Regions from separate parts of the Homo sapiens genome. Here all the other regions are linked to region 3. The links are chromatin loops, found by intact Hi-C in ENCODE. Cell type or tissue: natural killer cell. All regions are shown on one strand.

Region 1 (2,500 bases), 72 kb before region 3:
TGTGTAAAAGATTTGACCCACCTGAGGGCAGGGAGAGGGTCTTATTTCTTATTTCCCATTGTGCCATGTATTGTGCAGAGCACATAGTAAATGATTAAGATGAAAGAACCATGAAGGTGCTTTTTAAACCTAAATAGCCATGGATTATCGAAATTAATCTGTGCATATAATAATCATTTACTGAGTACCTACTGCGCTGGATAACTAGGATGGATGTAAGGACTTTCTAAGTGTCCTTTAGGGACTCTCAAAAATTCATAGGGAGGAGAACTTGATAAAAGACTAGATTTTCTGCAGTTAAGTGGGATGAATGCTCAGATTTGGTCATTAAAGTTTTGTGTGACCTCACACACCCATATAATTACAGATATTTAGGTTGTTGATGTATTAACCTAATTGAAGCAAGAATGTGCCCATCAGAAGGGACTTGTTAATATCTTTATTGCTCACTATTATATCTCAGTGTCCAGAACACAGAATTTGGCATATAGCAGTATTTTAAAGGACACTGTTGAATGAACAGTGAGACTTCTGGAGAATTGAATTTACTCTGGGTATGCTGTCAAAGTAAGGCTCCTGGGACCATAAGGCTGAAGGTCACACAATGGAAAGTTCACTGGGTTGTTGCTACTCTGAAAGATTCTTGGAAAACACCTAGCCAGGCTCCCAAAGAGACCTCAATCTGTCCCTTTCTATTAGAAACTTCTTTAAAAGCACTTTTTGGCAGTAATAACACCTTTTCCTCTTATCTGAAAGCTAAAGTAACTTTATACAATTTTCATAAATAATGAAAACACTAAATCTTAGTTTATCTTCTTTTCCATATCTTGCCTACATTCACTGTGTTACATTTTGTAAATATCACTCCGAGACAACCTACATTAGTTAGTCTGCATCTCTTACTTGTGGTATTTGACACTCAAGTTTTCAGTTGGACACCTTCTTCACTTTTAGCAACCTCATAGTAAACCACACCAAACTATGAGAAAACAGTTATTCCATCACCTCAGAAAGAAGGTAATATGGGAGTCATTTAAAAATAAGTGTAAAAAAACTCAAACCAATTGCTGTTGCTGTTATTGCTACCCACTATAGGGAGGGAAAGGTCCTTAAATGTTGAGAATCATTTTCATTCCACTCTGCAGAGCCAAATCATCTGGTCTGTGTGCTGAGTCCAAAAAACACTGCTGCATAGTTTCCTCAAGGAACAAACCAGGGAAAGGGAATCTGAAAAATCACAATAGGTTTTCTTTTTTGTTGTTGTTGTTGTTTTTAAACAGAGTCTCACTTTGTTGCCCAGGCTGGAGTGCAGTGGCGTGATCTCGGCTCACTGCAACCTCCACCTCCCAGGTTCAAACGATTCTCCTGCCTCAGCTGCCCAAGTAGCTGGGACTACAAGTAAGCGCCACCACACCTGGCTAATTTTTGTATTTTTAGTAGAGATGGGGTTTCACCATGTTGGTCAGGCTGGTCTTGAACTCCTGACCTGAAGTGATCCACCCTTCTCGACCTCCCAAAGTGCTGGGATTGCAGGCGTGAGGCCACCACATCTGGCTCACAGCAGGTTTTTAGGTGAAAAGAACTTACAGGAAAGAACCTCCTTGAAAATAAAGGTTATATGTGATGAAAGTGCTGCTTTCCAGCCACTGCCTCATCTGTTTTCTCTCTTACATTAAATGGCAGTACTGGTCAAATGCCATTTGCTTCTCTGTTTGTTCATGACCTATTTTCAGCACTATTTCCTTCATTTCAGCCTGTAGGTTGCTATTCCTCAGTGGAAAGCGCGTGGAAGCAAACATAGGATGGAGACTGACATCTTGTGTGTTACTGGATGCTTTCACTCAGCCATATCAACATTGGTCCTATTGCTGGCTCTAGGAACAAGCATTGTAGTCTGGGTTCTGTCTGAGTTGCTCTTCACTTGGCTCTTGGTGTGTTTAACTCCTCATTCTTCATGCCTCAGCCTATATGTCACTTCTTCAAAGAGGTCTACCTTGACCATCCTATCTAACGTATCCACCCCCTCCCCAAGCTCAGTCACTGTCCATATTGAATTCCTTTAATTTCTTTCACAGTAACTTATCTAACTTAAGTATCTGAAGTGATCTAGTTTATTTACTTGTTTTTCCTCTCTTCCCTCCCTAGTAGGATATAACCTTGATGTAGGGATTATGTCTGCCTCATTCAGCTGTTGCATATACCCAATGCTTAGCATGGTGTCTGGGGCATTCCAGGTGATCAGGAGCTATTTGTTCAATAAATGAATGAGTGAGAAGAACAGAGTGCAATGCAGGACTGTCATAATTTTTCTTTTTCATGGTGGGTGTAGCCACAGAACAGAGTCTGCCAAGATTTGTCATGCTCACTGACCTCTCCACACATCTGCTGATTCACACAAGAACAAATGATATAAGTGAAAGAGGAGAATTGTCTCTTTAGTGATTCTAAAGTTTGATGTGAAACTTGAAGGGCTTGGGAGTACAGGTAGCATTTTCATTTC
Region 2 (2,500 bases), 280 kb before region 3:
AGGAGAAGAAGACACAGTTGGATGATAGGACAAAAATCACTGAGCTTTTTGCCGTGGCCCTTCCTCAGTTATTAGCAAAAGTAAGTTTGTGTCAATATCATAGTGTTACTAAGAAATGAGTTTTTTTTCCCTAAATGCCTCACAGAATATTATAATGCTTTCTTATTGTGATATTTTTAACGTGATCTTTATATTTCACAGTACTCTGTAGATGCAGAAAAGGTGACTAACTTGTTGCAGTTGCCTCAGTACTTTGATTTGGAAATATATACCACTGGACGATTAGAAAAGGTAAGATTATTTTGTGTAAAAAAAACCTTTAAGAAAAATTATTCAGTTCATTATATCATAGCGTTTGTTTATATTTCTTAAAATGTTTTTTTGGAACGTATTTTAAGAAAGGAAACCTATAGCTTAGGTCTTCTGTACTTTAGTTTGACTTACAGAATGGCGGTAATGATGCTTCCCTTTGCTTCATGCCCACAACTGTACCTTCATTCTTAGCTATTATATGACTATGTCACTGATCATTTATAGAGACTGGGGGTGGATAACTAGATAATAACAATTAGATGAGATTGGGCTCATTCAGGGTGGTATGGCCATAGACGATAATAACAATTATAAGACAAAATCAACTAATATTTATTGAACACTTTTGCTATGTTCTGTGGATTAATGTAAGCTCTTAGTATATGTTAGCATTCTCACCATAGCCCTATGAGGTAGGTAATATCTCCCTTAAAGTTGAGGAAAAAGTATGGATGGATCAGTGTATTTATTTATCATGATTAGAAAAGCACCTTAAAATGTACGCTCTGTGTTGTAGACTTACTGTATTTGAAAATTTTTTCCATGGTGGTATGGTCATGTAGTCACTTTATACCTATCATATATGCCTTAGTTTTGATGAAAAATATTATTATTTTGCAGCATTTGGATGCCTTATTGCGACAGATCCGGAATATTGTAGAGAAGCACACAGATACAGATGTTTTGGAAGCATGTTCTAAAACTTACCATGCACTCTGTAATGAAGAGTTCACAATCTTCAACAGAGTAGATATTTCAAGAAGTCAACTGATAGATGAATTGGCAGATAAATTTAACCGGCTTCTTGAAGATTTTCTGCAAGAGGTATATATTATAACTATTACAAGTATTTTGTCAGTTGAGCCCCTCTACTGCAGTAAGCTAATTAGTCACCCAAGTGTTAAGTCTTGGTGATAGTCCCTAGCAGTATTTTGAAAAGATGTTCAGGCTTTTCATTCTATGACTCATCAGGCTACTCCTCCACCAAAATAGGAAAGTGGTAAGAATCTGTGACTCAGAGAAGGTGAAAGCAAAACTAACATCTTTTTTGTTTTGAGAAATGATCTGAACAGTTACCTGGTTTTTATTGAACCAGGGCTGTTAAGGAATAGGGTGTTAATGGAACAGAAAAGGAGAGCTAGATTTAGACTAGGTAGCCTAAAAAAAGTAGAGTATTTCTAAGTGTTTTGGCAGTGTAGGTTAGGGAAGGACATTATGTTTTTTTTTTTTTTTTGGAGACGGAGTCTTTCTCTGTTGCCCAGGCTGGAGCGCAGTGGTACGATCTCGGCTCACTGCAGCTTCTGCCTCCCAGGTTCAAGCGATTCTCCGGCCTCAGTCTTCTGAGTAGCTGGGACTATAGGCGTGTGCCACTGTACCAGGCTAATTTTTGTATTTTTAGTAGAGATGGGGTTTCACCACATTGGCCAGGCTGGTCTCGAATTCCTGACCTCAGGTGATCCACTCACCTCGGCCTTGCAAAGTGCTGGGATTACAGGCGTGAGCCACACATCCAGTCTGGGTTTTGATATTATAAAACTTTAATAAGTTATTATTATTATAGCCGCTGCTACTGTTGGAGTTTCCTGTGTTTTCTCTTGTATTTCCAAAGAGGCTTAGTGCATAGTACTTAAATACACTTGTATTTTTGTTGTGATTGTTATTTTTTCCAGAAATATATATTTACATTCAGTTTTTTTGATTAAAATAAAAATTCATAATTGTCAAATTAATGCCATTAGCCTTTTCCACATCACTTTTATCATTAATGCTGTAAGATCATATGGACTTTGTGATTTCTAGTTTTCTTGTTTTATTAATTACTCATTTAACTTTTATTTGGTGTATATTGTTATTCCGGGCTTATTAAGTTTTACTAATTGGAGGTTTGTGCAAATATGTTGATGTACGATGATTACATTCTTAGTTAAAAATTTTAATAGCTCTACTCTTGGCTGAATATAATTTTGATTAGGACAAATTAAAATCAAGCAATGGTTTAATTAAATTTAATTACTTTGTAGAAGAGTTATAGTTTAAAAACAAGTGCTTTTTTGAGAGAACTAGAGTTCAACACAGTAGATTGAGTAATGTGTAAGCAATTTTATGTTTCCTGTAGTAAGACTGGTAAAATTTTTCGAAAGTTAAGTTACCCTAAGTTGAAAAGTATATTAATAGATGTTGATATCCA
Region 3 (2,500 bases):
TACTCTCCATCATATCACACCACCTAAGGTTTTACCCTTACTGAGGGATACATGTGCATTTTAACAGGGATCATAATACCTAAACCCAAAGAAATGACTGTGATGGAGGGAATTTGAGGTATAGTGGCAGTCTGGTGGTTGTGGAGCTGCTCTTTTAGAATATCTCAAATTTTGCCTGGGTGTGGTAGCTCAAGCCTATAATCCCAGCACTTTGGGAGGCCAAGGTGGGCAGATCACCTGAGGTCAGGAGTTCGAGACCAGCCTGACCAATATGGTGAAACCCCGTCTCTACTAAAAATAGAAAAATTAGCCGGGTGTAGTGGCATGTGCCTTTAGTCCCAGCTACTCAGGAGGCTGAGAGAGGAGAATTGCTGGAACCCGGGAGCTGGAGGTTGCAGTGAGCTGAGATCATGCTACCGCACTCTGGCCTGGGTAACAGAGCAAGACTCAGTCTCATAAAAAAAAAAAATTCCAAATTTTGGGATATGTGATCGATAACCCAGGCTGCCACTGAGTAGGGCCATTTATTGTCTTAGTCACCAAGACTGCAAAATAAGGGCAATGATTTAGGCAGTGGGCATGACTTGTGCTGATTCAGCAGACTGGACTTACGAAAAGTTTATATCTGAGTTTAGTATTAAGATAGGACACATCTTGACTGCTTACCTAAAGTCTGTCTGAATTATTCAGTTTTTGTTTTAAGTGAATAAGGTGGCAGCTGTATAAGTCCAATATACAGTATATATATATATATATTTTTTTTTTTTTCCAGTGAGGAAGGAGGGGAAAATTAGATTTTGAAAACTTCAGGCTCATGTTGCCAAACGGGGATGTTTTTTACATTATGGTGCTAAATCTACAACAGAATGGCAAAGAAACACATAACTTCCTTATCACATGCTTTGTAAAGACTCAACACGGAATGGTAGCGGCTGCTTCTTATGTGGTACAGGTGCTGCACAACACTCTTCAGTGGTTTCTTCACTTCTAGCATGTGATAGAGTCAGTGCATCCACTGGCACTAAAACTCACATACACTTAATGATACTCAACAGCCCTAGCCTGTGACCTTATGAGGTTGCTGTTGAACAGATTTTTCTCATTCTCTATACTGTTTATTCTTTGGTGTTTAAGAAAAGGGTTCAGAAATAGTGAAATAGACATAGTAAGTGTTGCTGCACTGGGTATTAATAATCCCAGGAGACCTAGCACAATTTTTTGAGCACAACTCCCTATTTGGTTCACTGTTGGAGGCACTCTCTTCAATGGACTTAAGAATTACTCTACTAGGTCAGATCCTGGTCCGTCTAGGCTAACTTCTCTGGGGCATAAAGCAATTGTGGAAAAGCACCATATCATCCTGAGTGATAATTTTAAAGGTAAGCAATGCCACTAGAAATCTCTAGCTTATTTTATTACTTTACACATCAAGTAAACAGCATTCATTCAAGGCAGGATTGTTATAAGCTGGGCAATATGCTTCACTCTGTGGAAGTGATCGTTATTACCCTCAGTGACCTTGTATTCTATTAGAAGAAATAAGGTAAATATGCACCAAACAGTTCGCAGTCTTTTCATCAATTGTTCCATCATATTTTTTTGCTTGTAGATGCCAGCTTTTAAAATATTCTGTATGCATGTCAAATGACATCAATTAATAAAAGATTGCTTGTTCATTTAAAATTAAGGAAACCTATATAACTATAAAGTTCTCTCATACAAATTCTTACCAAATATAATTCTAACCTAAAAGCAGCCACTTGCCATTTTTCATTTAGGATTTTGGTGAGGATTCAATGAATTCCATTATTATTATTATTACTATTATTATTATTATTATTACATGCAGCCTAATCCCAGCAAATGGACCATTTTACTAGGCTCTTTGTAAAATTGACAATACCTCAAAATCAATATTACCTTCTTAAAATTCTATGAACCTTGGGAACACAATTTCAGGAACAACCTCTGTAGAAAGCTAGTAGTTTTAATACATGTTAAATGCCAGTGAGTGCTAAAGGATTTTAGAGAAGTGCAGTATATACCATTTTGGGTTCCAAAGCTTCCATGATAGCCAGATGGTTCCGAATTGTGTCTGCAGTCTACAAAAAGGTTGCTAGGAAAATTGGCTTTGTTTTACTTCAAAATAATATGTGGTATTACAGCTTCACTTGAGACATTTTCCAGCACTTTGTTGCTTGTGTCTATATCTGCTATTTTAGATTTTACTCTTTATTCTGCACTACATTATAAAAATAATTTAACACAAGGCAGAAACCTACGATTACTTTTGTGGTAGGCAGCATTAAACCATACCCCAGTGTTTATAAAATGATGACAATGAGCTATCTGAGGATTTTGTCTGTAAGTAAAAGTTACAGGAGATTTAATCTCATTTATTTTTTGCTTGATATATATGTTTATTTTGATAGTTTCAGTGAACCATGTTGGTTCTAGGAAGGAAAAAGATTGGACAAGTATTGAAAATTTCATACCTTTA

What was found. Peaks named below come from ENCODE experiments on the same cell type or tissue, not always from the same donor. Only the 100,000 strongest peaks of a DNase experiment are listed, where the experiment ranks them.
Region 1: a loop joins it to region 3, with 4 times the contacts of the local background. A loop is called at or near these places in 1 of 110 quality-filtered maps.
Region 2: a loop joins it to region 3, with 3 times the contacts of the local background. A loop is called at or near these places in 1 of 110 quality-filtered maps.

The regions. Positions count from the first base shown.
Region 1 is chrX:124,265,950-124,268,449 of GRCh38, forward strand. No RefSeq gene overlaps it. Among named protein-coding and RNA genes, the nearest start is that of TEX13D, 65 kb to the right of the region's middle. In natural killer cell, no CTCF peak of the experiment used is centred here; no DNase peak of the experiment used is centred here.
Region 2 is chrX:124,062,915-124,065,414 of GRCh38, forward strand. It overlaps STAG2 (STAG2 cohesin complex component), which reads left to right. Exons shown (of 35, transcript NM_001042750.2): 18 at 1-80; 19 at 202-291; 20 at 934-1,137. Among named protein-coding and RNA genes, the nearest start is that of STAG2, 100 kb to the left of the region's middle. In natural killer cell, no CTCF peak of the experiment used is centred here; a DNase peak (open chromatin) is centred at 1,297; H3K27ac peaks cover 741 bases.
Region 3 is chrX:124,338,344-124,340,843 of GRCh38, forward strand. No RefSeq gene overlaps it. Among named protein-coding and RNA genes, the nearest start is that of TEX13D, 6.9 kb to the left of the region's middle. In natural killer cell, no CTCF peak of the experiment used is centred here; a DNase peak (open chromatin) is centred at 948; H3K27ac peaks cover 758 bases.